Regions from separate parts of the Homo sapiens genome. Here region 1 is linked to region 2. The links are chromatin loops, found by intact Hi-C in ENCODE. Cell type or tissue: PC-3. All regions are shown on one strand.

Evidence for each region. A loop is a pair of places that touch in the nucleus more often than their neighbours do. Peaks named below come from ENCODE experiments on the same cell type or tissue, not always from the same donor. Only the 100,000 strongest peaks of a DNase experiment are listed, where the experiment ranks them.
Region 1: a loop joins it to region 2, with 7 times the contacts of the local background. A loop is called at or near these places in 7 of 110 quality-filtered maps.

Annotation. Positions count from the first base shown.
Region 1 is chr4:65,003,823-65,011,822 of GRCh38, forward strand. LINC02232 (long intergenic non-protein coding RNA 2232) reads right to left here and starts at 678. Exons shown (of 7, transcript NR_033976.1): 1 at 581-678. In PC-3, CTCF peaks have their summits at 4,222 (motif pointing right) and 4,425; a DNase peak (open chromatin) is centred at 4,199.
Region 2 is chr4:66,684,563-66,692,562 of GRCh38, forward strand. No RefSeq gene overlaps it. Among named protein-coding and RNA genes, the nearest start is that of MIR1269A, 410 kb to the left of the region's middle. In PC-3, CTCF peaks have their summits at 4,313 (motif pointing left) and 6,731 (motif pointing left); no DNase peak of the experiment used is centred here.

The sequences.
Region 1 (8,000 bases), 1.7 Mb before region 2:
TGCTGAAGTACATATCTGCAATAGTCACTAATTAAAATGCATGAAAAAAATCAAGAAATTATGACACTTTAATACTGTTCATTTTCTCAATTTCTATCACTCAAACATGCCTCCGGAAAAAAAAAATGTTTTTCTTTGAAAAAACCATTTGCCTTATACTTCCAGAAATACTACAACTTGCATTTACGACACTCTTCAAAAATAAAATCTTTTACTTTCAGACTAAATCAATTTAAAAATTGTTTAAGATTTTATATTAAACTTCGTCGAGCTAATGTTATTGCTATTGGATGTGGTTGACTGTATCTATTGACTTTGACATTGTCATTCCGAGTTATAAATATTAATGGTAGCAAAACTTCTATGGATCAATAAATCTCTACAGTGATTTTAAAAATGCCAATTTTGTCTGAAGATTAAAAGTATATTTTGTATATTAACTAAAAACTTCTTCATCAATGATTACATTCTCTCTTCCCAGACTTTCCTCTCTGGTATACAGCCTTGGTCACAGACCAGAAAATCTGTAGTTCACCAAAAGTTTCAAGAATTAAGAGCCAGTGGAATTCACAGTACTTACGGAATTGGATGCCAGGGGATGTGGTGATAATGACTATAGCTCTCACTTCCCAAAGCAAAGTGGACAAAACAGAAATGGGCAGTTTTTCCCATGATTTCTCTGTAGAGAGAAAGAGAAAGTACAGATACATTTTGTTTTTCAAACTTCCAGCCTAATATATTTGTTGGTTGGCCCTATCAAAATCTCAACACATCCAAAACTGAACTAGCTCATGTTCTACTCTATGCCCATCTAACTCCACAAACTTCCTCCTCTCACAGCAATCTCTGACTCTGATAATTGCACCATGACCTGTCCACACAGGGAACCCCCGTCTTTTCTCTATCTCCACCACGATCATTTGAGTTTAGGTCACTATCGCCTCTTGCTTCGACCTTTTCCCATCATCTGCTTGTTTTGCCTCCCTCCGGTTTTCAACTATCCAATATAGTCTACAACAATGATGGTGAGTGGCTCCTCTAACATGAAAAGTGAATCACGTCAGGGCTTTCAAGTTGTGTTTGGTATAATGTTCAAACTTTTCATTATATTTTCAGGACCCTTCTTCACTATCTCCTGCCCATGTATCCACATTCACCTCTTGTCACTTCACCCCTCCACTTTAATCTCCAGCAATACTCACTTACCTTTTAATTTCTTGAATCCAACTAATTCTTCTTGGCCTCCAAGACTTATATGCTAATACCTCTTCTTGAAATATTTCCCATTTCTATTTTTAGTCTAGATAATTCTCAGGTATCTTTCTGGCATAACTTAATGGCTACTTCTTTCAGGATGCCTTATTTGCCCTTCTAGGTTAAGATATGTCCTATTGTATTCACCTGTATTATCTATCCTGTCACAGCATTTATGCATTTTAGTTTATTTGCTTCCTGACTGACCGTAATCTCCATAAAAGCAGGGGCTATTGTCATCTTGCTCACCGTTAAACAGCTAGTACCTGAAACCTGTGTGGCATATAGTTGATGCCTAGAAACTTTTTTTGTGAAGGAGGCGGTAAGCAAATAAATACATTACCAAAAGGAACATAGCAAAGGTTCTTAGGTATGGTATGGTCAGAAAGAACACTCTCATAAGTCAGGCGAAGTCATACATAGGCAGCAGGTATACACAGAAGCCTTGGGTCTACAGTGAGTTAGTTCTCCAAGGTTCAGTACAACTGCCCAGGGCAGATGGAGTCTCATCACCATGTGCTCCATGTAACTCTGCTGCTGAGGGACTCCAAAAGCACTTTGCTCTGGGTTTTATACCCTAGTCCCCAGCTGAGTCACTGTGCTGAAGCACTGTAGAACATCATATGCTGGGAGAAATGAGGACACAAACTGGGCTGTATCACATATTTCCTCTTTATCTCAGAATGTTCCTCTTGGAATGTCTGATAATTGTAACCAAGGAGGAGAAGAACTGGGTCAGCAAAGGCCATCTGGACACCTGTCCTTCTGCAAATCATTAAGGCCCATGCTTCTAGAAAGGGGACAGTGAAACAACATTTATTTGAAATATCATGAATGATAGAAATAACTGGTTATTCTTATTTTTGTTATACTTTATTCAAATATTTTTCAAATGTTTCTTGATAGATAAATAAGGTATCATCCCCCAAGTCTTTTCATAAACTTAGAATTTGGAATCATGTCTCTATGTTTTTTTGGTTTAATAGTTCTCTCTTATTTGTATTTTTGACAGCTTCTTTTGCACAATTATATTTCACTTCACTGTACGTTCTGAAGTAGAAAAGTACATTTAGATACATAATACAGTATGACAAGAATAATCCTTAAACACGTATTAGCCATGAATTACTATAAGTGATATGGACTAAATAGCTTAACCTATCATTATAGAACACAATTATTGGAGATCGACAATGGGTTTCAATTTGCATATATTTCTGGTCAATTGTTTAAAGCTGCCTTATATTCTTTTGGGAAGAGAGAAGGTGAAACAATATGAGATAATTAGCAAGGAAAATAATCATGTTAATTATTAATGTCAACCAGCGAATGAGAAAAAGGTGATATGGAAGGTCCATCACATAGATACCCTCATGATATTCTGCAATTATTTAGTAGAAAAATAAAAATGAAAGTGAATGGCCCTAAGTAGCTAGCACAAAAGAGGTAGATATTTGGATGAATGACACTTTGAAATACGTATATTGAAACACAAATCATACACACACACACACACACACACACACGTAATACGTGATCATTAATCTATGACATTGTAGTATTAGGGTAGTAACTCTATTAAGATTTAATTAAAAAATTAGTAATTCTTCCAAATCTGATATTATAAGTGGGCTAAAAATGTAATCATAATGTATTTTGAATGTTTCACTTCTAAGCACAAATAGAAATAATCTAATGAATTTCCATGTAAATATAATATTAGTTATATTGAAATAATTAAGAATGCAGAAAGAATATAAATTTAGTGAAACATTTTCCCTTCCCAGGAAAATCTAGCTGCATAATTACATTGTAGTAAAATTTTGCTTGTCAAAATTTATATTTTACAGCCAGGCGCAGTGGCTCACGCCTGTAATCCCAGCACTTTGGGAGGCCGAGGTGGGTGGATCACAAGGTCAAGAGATTGAGACAATCTTGGCCAACTTGGTGAAACCCCTTCTCTACTAAAAATACAAAAATTAGTCAGGCGTGGTGGCAGTCTCCTGTAATCCCAGCTACTCAGGAGGCTGAGGCAGGAGAATAGCTGAAACCCAGGAGGCAGAGTTTGCAGTGAACTGAGATTGCGCCACTGCACTCCAGCCTGGTGACAGAGCAAGACTCCATCTTAAAAAAACAAAACAAACAAACAAACAAAAAATTTACATTTTACAGAGCCCATTTTGTTTCCAATGTTTATATAACTTCAATTGTTTTAGAAATATATTATTTTTTGAAAAAGAAATTAAAATAATCTGCTGATACTCTACATAATTGTCTCATGGTTTATGATTGTAAGTAGTACAATCAGACCTTGAAATAAATATATAATTCTTATTATTAACTGGGGGATTAAGCCTTTACTAAATATCAAAATTTTACTGTAATTAAATTTGACTGACATTTTACTAGACTTTTCACTAAGCATCATAAACAGATAATACCATATCATGCTTGTTTTTATTTCCTCATCAATTTCCAAGCATCGGGTATATTGCCTAGAAAATAGTTGGCATGTGAAAAAATTTTTTTCAAAGGATGTCTCACAGAATGACAAATGGAGAATTATACATACAAGAAATGATGTTTTAAAATACAATGTAAGCATAATTCTCTCTGAAAAATAAAAATTGGGGCTATAAAACCTTAATATAAACAGCTAGTAATGGCAGAGGCAGGACTTGAATTCCATATTTTCTGTTTTCCAGGTAAAATGTACTTCATACCATGTAATCATTTTTAAAAATAAATATATCTATAAAGAAATTAGTTATAATTGGCTATTTGTTTATAACAAGTTTATTCATGAGCAATGTAGTCTGCTACTAAAATGTATCCATTTATGTGGTTATTTATAAATTACTTACATAACAGCCCCTACCTGAATCCTCAAGAGACATGTTTGAGCCTCTAGGGGTGAAAACCGGGCAGTGACATTTATTTGACTGGTTTTCAGTCAGTCACTCCACAAGGTGGCAGTGTAGTATTATTACAAATAATACCCCTCCTGCAATTTTTTTCTTTTTTTAAGAATATGTTTTTTTCGTGTACGTTGGGGAATTATTTTACCTTTTCTTTTCCATGTGATATATCTTAAGGTTAAACAAATTCTGAGTAAATTTTAGATTTCATACATTGTACAAACAAGACAAAATGAGCTTGTTTTAGGTGCCTGAATGATACAAGCTATCCAAGATTTGTTGAATATCATGTCAACATTTTGAAGAGAAATATCTTTACTGAAAAGGGAAGGAAACCTCATGTATATATAATCATTTCTTATTGTCTTACAAAAGCACATTACGTTGAAAGGGAAGGTTCATCACAATCTATATTGAGTCTAACGAAGGTAGTGCTCTGAATTTAAAATTATAATTCTGGATCTTTTCATGTACGTTTTTAATTATAAAGAGGAAGAATCACTTGTATGATTGCACATATAAATTCATATTTCCCATGTATACTTCCGTTTTGAACTATAATCTTTTTAGTAAAATTCGTCAGAATCTACAAATCTGTAAAAGTATCCGAAGAGTATCTCATCAACTCCTTTGTGTTCTGTAGAAGCTTTCACAAAGCTATTGTCATGCTCAAGAATTCATGATATTCCAAAGTTTCACCGTTAAGTAGAAATAGAGATACAGAAAGAGGCATGCTATGAAGTTTTTAATACAGAAAGTCATGATTTTGGCAATGAATCTATGATACCTTATTTTGTCATCCTTCTCGTCTTGGATTAGTTGAAGTGGGAATGTGTTTGCAGTCACACATGCTGTAGGCAAGAAGGTGTTTATCGAGGAGCCACTATTTATTCCTATTTTCAGAGAGCTGTCCCCAGCCTAATGAATACATAAGATAATAAGAACAATTCTGTTACCCATTTTCATTATTTCCTTTCTTTTTTCTCTAAATGTTTTTTTTTACTGTAATCACTTATGGTCTACTAAAAAAAGGGCTTCTTAAAATTCAAAATATTATGGTCTTCTTAATTGGGTTCTATCTTCCCAGCACTATTTCACTTTTTTTGTGGTAACAGATACTTCTCCATCCTTTTAAAGAAATATTTTCTTCCCCACTTAAACCATATTATGAGGGAGTTCCAGTCCGGTGCTTTGATAATTTATGGAGCTGGACCTGTAGCCTAGACCCGGTCAACCATATTTCCCTATGCCTCTAAGCAGAACAATTAAGAGTAGACTTATGACTCAATCCAGGCCAATCACAATCCTTCCTTAGAATGTAATCTATTAGAACTTGGAGAGAGAAAGAAAGAAAACTGCAGTGGGAAAGGATTTAGCCAAGGAGAGAAAAATTGACGAGGGGGGCAGTATGCTGATGGTATTTAATCTGCAGTTTCAGTCACTGAAGTCCCTGCAGATGATACCTGCTTATCTTCTGTTAATTCTGTGATTTCATATAGGATCTTTCCTATAAACACCATTTTCTGCTTCAGTTAGTTTATTTGGGTTCCTGCCATTTGCAACCAGACAAATTCTGACTAGACAACTGTTTTGCAAGATCTGCAAGTGATATTTTTAAAAGTAATTTTATTGATCATCTGGCAAAATACAGGTAAGTAAATCACAAGAAGTAGGACATATTGTAAAATATATGATAATCATGTTTTAAGCCCTTTATAAATATCAGATTTGGACGAAGAATTACAACTCAAAGAAAAGTATGTTACAAAATAAATAAATATGTTGAGCTGTAATTGAGCTATAATTTTAATTCAATAAATGTTTTTGTTTTCTTAATAAAAATTTTAATACCACACCCAACTCTCCCAACTTCATATTCCTCACCATCACAGCTAAGCATTGGAAAAAGAAAAAAATTAGGCTGGGTGCGGTGGCTCATGCCTGTAATCCCAGCACTTTGGGAGTTCGAGGTGGGCGAATCACTTGTTGGTCAGCCTGGCCAACGTGGTGAAACCCTGTCTCTACTAAAAACACAAAAATTAGCCAGTCGTGGTGGCATGCACCTGTAATCCCAGCTGTTTGGGAGGCTGAGGCAGGAAAATCGTCTGAACACAGGAGGAGGAGGTTGCAGTGAGCCAAGATTGAGCCACTGCACTCCAGCCTGGGCAACAGAGCAAGATTCCATCTCAAAATAATATAATAATAATAATAATAATAATTAGTCAATGAGGCAGAAAAGGAGTCAAAGGAAGAAGAAGGTTCAAAGGTGGGGGTTGTAAAATAAAAATCAGAAGCCTGAAGGAAATGATCATTAGAGAAGCAGAGAAATGTCAGGTTGTGTTCATGGAGTTGAGAATAGTGAAGTCAATATCTGTATGTCAGAACAAGATGCATTAAGAATCCACTGAAGAACATAAGAAATGGCACTGCGGAAAGAATTCAAAGTTGAGAACCAGTAAAAATAAAAGAATTATGGAAATATGGGAGTTTAATAAAGAAATCTGGGTATTATAACTTTATTATGGATGATGTCTATTTTGGCTAAGGTACATTTTAGTTTATCATTCTTCATTTTTGCTTTTATTTTGTTGCATTAATTGTTTTGTTCTAACTTATTTTTAAGAATTACAGTGCATCTGCCTGATTACATTTGAGGATTATCTTGAAGTGTCACCAACTAAATGAGCAAGTGTACTTAAAAAGAAAAGAAAAACAAGATTTAGATCTTGATAATTTTGTGGTACAAGGTAACTATATGGTGTGTCTTACATTTAAACTTTTGATAATTGTATGTAAAGTTAGTTTAAAGTAAACTATATTAAAGAACATGGCAAATGTAATTAAATGAACATTTTGAATAATGGAGAGCAATAAAGAGTACTTGTATATTTTGAATCAGAGAGTTGGTGCTATTGATAAGGAAAAAAATCAATGAATGTGCTATGGTTATTGATTTTTCAAGAGAAACTGGTTCAGAAAAAAATAATGTCAGAGAAAAAGGACAAAATTTTCATCAAAGGGTAGCATTGTACAAGTGTTCAATTCTACATTATCAGTGCTTACTGCCAATTGAGAAAAAGCAATGAGATAAAAATTCCATCAAACTATGAAAGATTAATTTTGTCACCTGTGTGAAAGATAAACATTTTAAAGCCATATTGATGGACATTTATAATGAGGTAAAAACAATTCTTGAACTTTTCCCCCCAATTTATTCTCCATATTTTCATTAAACAAACTTATTAAGTCAGAAAACCTAGTTGATTGCTGCCTGATATATGTCCTACATAATGAATTTCAATTATAATTATTCGGAAGACCTCAATTCTGAATTAGTGTGCTTTTTTTTTTTTTTAACTTTCAGTGCAAACCTTTAACATCGTGTTTCCCATTCTTTATATTCTCTTTAATGAGTATGAATGACAGTGATGTTTCTTGATTCTATAGCATATACTTTGTTAATGTGTAATCTGGAAAAGTTCAAAGCCAAAGAGATACAAGTGTTTGCTTTGTTTTGTTTTACTAATGTAATAATTTACCTACATCAATAAAAAGATAAAGGAAAGTTAGCCTGAACTATTCACCTGATGACTTCCAGTTGAGATTTTATATAATATCTTAAATACCACAGTGGTCACATAAGCATACAATATTATACATGTGTACTTCTGAAGTTATTTTTCTAACATAATACTATGATATGGCATATTGTATATTAAATAGAATAATTATTGTCTAAGAAAATACATGTAGTTAATTGTTTCTTTTCTCTAAACTATATTTTTCTCAACAAATTATGTTACAGGCTAATATATGATTAAATTGTCA
Region 2 (8,000 bases):
AGTAAGAAAATAGAAAACCAGAGATAATTGACTGGACATGCAAATGCCAAGACTGAAACACTTTGGAGAAATAGCATTAGATAATTTTGCTTTAAAATACTGACCTTGACATAGTAAAGCTGTATCAGCAGGAGTCAGGGTTAGGGTCAGCAGAATAAGGTGACCCAATAAGGCCTTAAGAGGCCAAGACAGCCCAGGTTTCAGCATGGCTTTCAATGGCTTCCAATAATATCACTGTTTCCACAGTGAAACCTTGTGACTGCCTAAAGGCTCCCGTCCTCAAAGACTTACCTATGTGTGTTCTGTCTTGCCAGGCAGAGAATAGCAAATAAGCAATAGAAAAGACTGAGTCATAAAAAGTGTAAAATCCCTGAAATTATTCATAAATGAAGTTGCAGGAAATAAATATAGCCAGAAAGTGGGAAATTTTAAAGAAAATTTTAAGTGCAAAGATGAAAGGTAATTCTGTAAAACAAACTTGTTCAAAATCATAAATTCCTTTTGTTCCCTTCATCTGTCATATGTTTTGTTTTAAGATTAATATTACCTTGCTGAAAAAAAGTGAACCTTTGTTTCACTTCTTCACCCACTTTTTATTGAAATATGCTAGTGTCTCATTTTATTCATTTGCAATTTCTTTCATTTGTCCGTTACTAACAACAACAAAACAATCCTTGCCATTACAAATTGAAAAAAGATTATTGATGTCATAAATATTTCATAACACCTAGTACATGCTTTGCAAACATAGGCATGCAGATAGCTAAATTTTACATTTCTTATTAAGTAGATCAACATTAGATTTTATATTGGGAGCTCGTTAATTTGGAATATTGGTAATTCTGATGTTCTATGTTCAGTGTCTCAATCGTTCAACCTCTAAAATCATAGAACTATTTCCCATTTCCATTTTCCATCCTCATAGGTATGTTTTTAGAACTAATGAGATAACATTTATAATCTGAGGGAGTAGATTACTTTCTTTCTCAAGACATTAGTGTGCAATTTAGTGCTTATGAAGAAGCAATTTACTGAATGGCACCCTAGTGGTATAAGAAATATTTCAAGGACTATTCCATTTCGAGAAAGTGAAAAATTGGTGGATTCTGCCTAGCAGAGCTTGACAATATGTGTAAGTTAAAAGGTTTTCAATGATTAAAAAAAAAACAAAACTGAAACTAAAATGGATCAGGGTTGTGTACAGTGGCTGATACCTGTAATCACAGCACTTTGGGAGGCCGAGGCAGGTGGATCATCTGCGTTCAGGAGTTCGAGACCAGCCTGGCCAACATGATGAAACCCAGTCTCTACAAAAATACAAAAATTAGCCAGGCGTGGTGGCGCACTCCTGTAGTCTCAGCTACTCAAGATACCGAAGCAGGACAATCGCTTGAACCCAGGAGGCAGAGTTTGCAGTGAGCCGAGATTGCACCACTGCACTCCAGCCTGGGTGACAGAGTGTGACTCTGTGTCAATAAATAAATAAAAAAACAAACAAAACTGATCAGCATGCCTTCTGTCATATTTTTCTTGATTTTATATTTTCCTAATTAGTTTTCATTTCTCCCGAAGACAAATGTTTTCTTTTACTTAACTCATAATTTTTCCTGTACTCTTCACCTTTCTCAAATGTTTTCTTTCATTATTAATATTATCCTGTGAAAAAGTCAGTTTTTAAGTTTTATATTTAACTCATTCTTGTTTTTAAATCTTACTGCTTCATCTCATCCATTTATCATTTTCTCAAATGCCCACTATTACTATAAAATGCAGACATATGTATAATCATTTTTAAAAATATTTAATATGAGAAGAGATTTTAAATACAGAACCATGACTAAACACATATTATGTATTGAGAATATTTGAAAACCAAAAACAATAAATTTTCTCAATGAAAATTATCATGGTGACAAATTTTCTCTTGCCTGTGCCACAAACACCCTGGGGCACTTAGGGTTTATATTGTGATTATTTACTGTAAATCTTCTTAGTTTTTACTTTAAAATTCTTTGTTTATCTATGCGACATATTTTCAAACTTGATTTTAAAAAGCAAAAAAAAAAAAAAGAAATAGGAATAAGAAAGCCATGCATTTTATTAAGTTGAATAATTGTAATAAGAAAAAGAACTATACTGACTCAGCTGCATGGTGGCAAAAGAATAGGCTGAATGAAATAATACAATTCTGAAATAATTTTTAATGACTAACATGTACAATTAAATTATTAGAAAGGATACTATTAGCTATCACATGAAATTTGGGAGCAAGAAGTTCTTTGAAAACCAGAAAATGGAAAATGGAAATTTCATATCTAAGAGCAAAAAATTATTGACAATGCCAATCTACTTAAGCTGATTTAATGGAATAAGTATTTGGATAAATTTCAATAAATACAAAATTCCTAGGAGTCAGAATTAATTAAACACACCTCAGAAGATCTACCAGCACCTCAGAGATGTTGGTGTTTGTATTTTTCACTCAATACATTTTTCACTCAATACATTTCATTGTTTAGTGTGTTAACTCTAAAAAGGGGAAATGTAATTCCAGAATACCAAAAGAAAGGTAAAGAAGAGACTAATTATTCAATTGTTTTAGGGCTGGAATAATGCTTTATATTTTCTCTAGCCTTCATAAATGCCTTCAAGAAGAGGTGTTTACAAAATATTCAATGAATGGATAAAAACATAATTCTATCACTAACCTTGCGTAAAAGTAACAACAACTTTCTTTAAAGGCCACCAGTGTTTACCTAAACACCGTAAAATAGATTTATTTCAGTATATATTACCCAACTCTAAAATGTGCTCATATGCTTCTTAGATTGAAATTGGACCCTGGTTTACTGTTTTTAAAATAAGCCAGATTAGTTGTGCACATATAAATGTTTCAATTCTTCCACAAGTTATACAAGCAATGTGGACCTGCATAATGTTCCCATGAAGACTTTTAGACCAATGAAATGAGAGGGAATTAACAACTTTGAATAAATGTGAAATTTATATGCCTGTATTTGGGTGGAAATACCTAATTGTTTTATTATTCTCCTACTGAGATATCCTTTTCCGTGGAAGGCAGTAAAGCACAGTAGTTAAGATTGCAGGCTCCAGACTCAACACTTGGATTTGTGCCTAGCTTCTCAACAAACTACAACCTATAAAGTCTCAATTTACACATGGATAAAATGTATGTGATGATAGCTCCCATTCCATAAATGCATTGTGAGCGTTAAATGAGATAATAAAGATAAAATATTTTATCTAGCACATAGTAAGTGCTTAAAAATTAACTGATAATTATAACTATCCATCTGCTGTATTTGAGGCAGCAAAGTTAGAATATATAATGAAAGATAAACTTTGCCTGTTTTAGAATAAAATGTTGCAGTTGAAAACATGCAGTTCTGTTTTTACTATGTTCAGTTTCTCTGCCTTCATATCTTGTATCTTTCCCCCATTTTAGTTTGACATTTTTGGTTGTTGTATTTTTTAATTTTGAGGGGACAGAAAATTGATAATTAAATTCACTTATTTTTAAATTCATTCACTCATTATTCTAACCAACTTTCTTTCTAAATATATTTATAGCATTTTATAATGAGAACACACATACAATAAAAGCAGTGTTTAGATACAAAAGTATTTTTAAAAATTTACTCTGAAGTATGAAAATCAGAATTGCAATTACTAAAAAGTGTTGCTTTCTTTTCCCTTAATTCCAGTAGAAGAGGTTGTCAATTACTGACTCCCATTTGAAACTTTCTTTCTCCTTTTCATTTTAATTTTTAATTTTTTTTTTATTTTTTTTGTAGAGATGAGGGGGTGTCTCACTTTGCTGCACATACTGGTCTTGAACTCCTCACTTCAAGCAATCTTCCCATTGTGGCCTCCCAAAGTGCTGAGATTACAGGCATGAGCCACCATGCTCACCCCTTCTTGTTTTTTAAGCCTAAGCAGTGATGAGATGAGCCCATGTAATACAAGGTATAGGAAAAAAAACGAAACAAAACAAGCTATATTGGTGGGGCACTCAGTACAGAAAAAAAAGCGATTGTGCTACCCTCCAGTCATTGATGCAAATGTTTGAGAGATTAAAAAAAATAAAAATGAGTCCATTTTTTATTACTTTCTAGATTTTATATTTTTATGATTGTGTGCATGACTTTCAGGGAATAATAGCCATGTCTACTTGAGTTTTACAAAAATTAAAGAGAAAAGCCTTAAGATGTCACTAGGTAGGTAGATACTCCTCTGTATCTACAAACAGTTCTGTGATATGTAATTGTTAAAAAGTATAGCATACGATGCCCTCTAGTGATTCGTATGAACATAGAAAAAGTCATGTAGACTGTCTCAGCTATCCAGATCTGTATATGGATTTCTTTTGTCATCATGCAAAATCTGTATACTGTTTTCCATTATTTCATTATTTAGATTATTTAATAGCCTCGATGTTTACACTTTGGTTTATTATTGCACAAGTCCAAGTCAAACTCTGTTCTCTATTCTTTATAAAAACAAACAAGCAAGCAAAAACAAACCTTAACAAAATGTAATAACATATGAAATTCTCAGATGAGAAAAAGAAATATTTCACTTTATTTTAGTTACTTGTAACTATATTTTTGTGGAGTGCTTTTAACCAAAGAAGTCATTAATCCAAATGTATGTCTATTAAAAGTTAATCAACTTTTCTTAACTTAGTATTTACTGAATATAAGAAGTGACAAGTGAAATTGAATACATCTTGAAAAGGTCTAAAATAATACATACTGGTAATATACAGTTACTATATCTAGCAGAATTGCCAGAGATGTTTGCTAAAAGCATCTTTGTCCCCAAATCTGACTCAGGATATCTGGGAATGATGACAAGTAAGGTACATTTTTATTTGGTTCCCAAGTGATTCTTGACCATTTCAAATACTGCCCTGCTCTGGGCCTTTCCAATGCCTTTTCGTATCATCTCACATTTCCCTTTGCTAGATTAACATTTCCTATCTTTAGGCATCACAGTTTTTTATGTATGGCCTTCAAGTAAAAATACTTTGAACATATAATTTTATCACCGTTCATGATTTTTCTTAGGCAACATTGTCTCTTAGAATTTTATCTTAATTTTATGTAACAATTTAGGCTCTACATTATGAGATTTCATTCAAAGTAATTAGGTTTCTAAAGAAACAGGAGGCCTTCCTAACTTACAGTATATCACAAGGAAAAATGTTCTACCATATCAAGCTAGTGAAGATATTATTTTAAAAGATTTAAAAGTTATAATTATTTATTAGTTGGCACTAGAGAAATGAAAGATGCAAAATATTTCAGGGTAAAGTTTCATTTAAAATTATTTCAGTAGTATTTACTTTTATGTTTGATAAATTATTTTGAAAACATGATTGATAAAGTTGCTGACCTACGAAAATCAAAGCCTAACAAATATTTACTCGTCATTTAAATTAGGAATAAAACCATGTAAGAAACCTGTAAAACCTGAGTTTTAGCTAAGAGCTTACTAAAATCAGAGCCGGAATTAAATACTGTATTTGGAAATTGTTAAGGTGAAATAAAAAAAGAAAAATGAATCATATTTCCCATGGCATTGTTGCCAGTTTTCCTATGATGATCTTAAAATATCTTCTATTATAAAATAACATAGTAAGAGGAAACATTTTAAAACCAAGTCTAACATTTAACTTGAAATTCCCATTCTATACATGGGAAATTATAAAATACTGAAGATACCTTGTGACTGAATAAGCTTGGCAATTTTGTCTCAAAGTGAGGCTCCATCTACTGATGCTAAAACAAGCCATTTATGACATTTATAAGCAGTTAATTCGATGAAAACCTAATCATTTACGTTAGAAGCTTGTAAACCAATAAACCATAGCTAATCTTACTAAAATGTTGTTTTCTCACACTGCTCATGCAAAAATCAACACAACTAGCAGAAGCAGTCCTCATTATAAACTCCAGTAGGACAGTTTTGTTAGCACCACCTAACTTTCTTACTACCCACCCTCAGGCTCTCTGAAAGACCATTTTACTCTCTTTCCCTCACATCGTAACACAAACATACTAAATACCTGCTAAGTATGGGAGAATTCTGCAAGACTCTGCAGTAGATTTCAAGGTAATACGCATATTAGCCTCAGGTCATCAAAAAGTTTTCAACCTCAGATGAGAAGTGACAAAATAAAAGAACTAAATATAATAGAAAACCAAAAAATAAAGAGTATTGAGAATGAGAAAATAATATTGTTGATAGTTTGAAAAGAGGCATATCACCATTTTGTTAAAATGATTAGAGATGATTCCATAAAAAGATAACATTTGAATGAATTGACAAAGAATAATTGGATATTAACAAGTAGAGATATAGAGAAAGCTTTCAGCATGTTCTTGAGAAACATCAATATAGTCATGGAGTCAGGAATGTGAGGGCAGGGTCCAGGAAAAGTATTCTGGTTTGTTCCTTTAAGTCTTAGTGTTGTGGGTTTTTTCCCTCTCTTTACTTCATGCCTTTGTTTGCTTGTACTGCTATAACAAAAACAAAAACAAAAAAGAAGCAAACAAACAAAAAACGGAGACTGGGTAATTTATAAAGAAATGAGCCTTATTTTCTCGTGGTTCTAAAGGCTGGGAAGTCAAAGATCAAGGTGCTGACAAGTTTGGTGTCTGGTGATAGCAGCTCTGCTTCCAAGATAGCAATTTGAAAGCTGCTCCCTCTGCAGGGAGTTACGCTGTATCTTCACATGGCTGAGATCTGATAAACCAAACACCTCCTAAAAGAGGTTTCACCTCCCAACGTTGTTGCATTGGCTATTAAGTTTGCAACACATGAATTTTGGGAGACACATTCAGACCATAGCACTTGACATCTGGTACCTGTACAGTCTCTTGATTTACCCACTTTGGTTCCTTCTCAGTATTTGTTACTCTTCTTTCGCTCTTTTGATGTTGGAGCTACCCAGACCTCTCTGATCCTAGGTGTTCAATGTATATTATCTCCATCTATAATTTCAATTTATGGTTTCACCTACTGTCTACATGATCCTGTTTACCAACTCTAAATCTTTAAACCTCAAAAATGATAAGTATCTAGAGTAGATGCTGGGCTGTGCCATTGAGATCCCTCTTTGAGGACTGAGGAACTAATTCGCCCAGCTGCTTGGAGTGTTGTAGCTCTCATCTAAATTCTTTCCAAGAATTACATTCATTAGAAAAAATCTGCTTTGTCCCAGGTCATACTTGCTCCCTGGGGAAGCCTGCCTCCAACAACTTCTGAATATAGAAATACAAAGGTCTAACTTATTATTGGCAATATTGGACAATTCCGAAGAGCCATTCCAAATCCAGAGCTTTCCTGAGATGGGGTAAGGTCTATTTTGAAAATGTACCTCAGTTCAATACTTCAATTGCATAACTTTACTTCCTCCAACCCCTTAGTATATTTTGATCCCAAGGGTATTCCCTGATAATTTGTCTGCATGCAAACCTTCACCTCAGAGTCCACTTTGGAGAGAATCTGACCTTTTGCAATGTCTTGTTGTACTATATCCCCTTCTACTTTGGTAACATAAGGGCTTATTAAAATTAAGATACTAAAAATTAAGCTCATTATCTATTTACCTAAAATATTCTTACCCATTTGTTTTGTTTTGGAATATTATGTACCATACATGCCAGTGGTGCCATCCTCATGTATACCCTTGTTTTTAAAACATCTACTTTATCTACAGTCTGAAAGGGGCTGTCCTATGTACTCCAAGGACTGACGTTAACTCAACCAGGAGTAGTCACCTGATTCAATCAATCAGGAATTTGAGATAGAACATAAGACAGAGACACTGGGTTAGTCGAATACTGTTTGGCTCTAGAGTGTAAGTAACATTGGAGCCAGATTTTATTTCATGCCAAGCCCAAATCAAAAAACATCTAACTTTATGGAAGAGACAATAATATAAACCTTGCTGAAGAAGCCAGACTACAAAG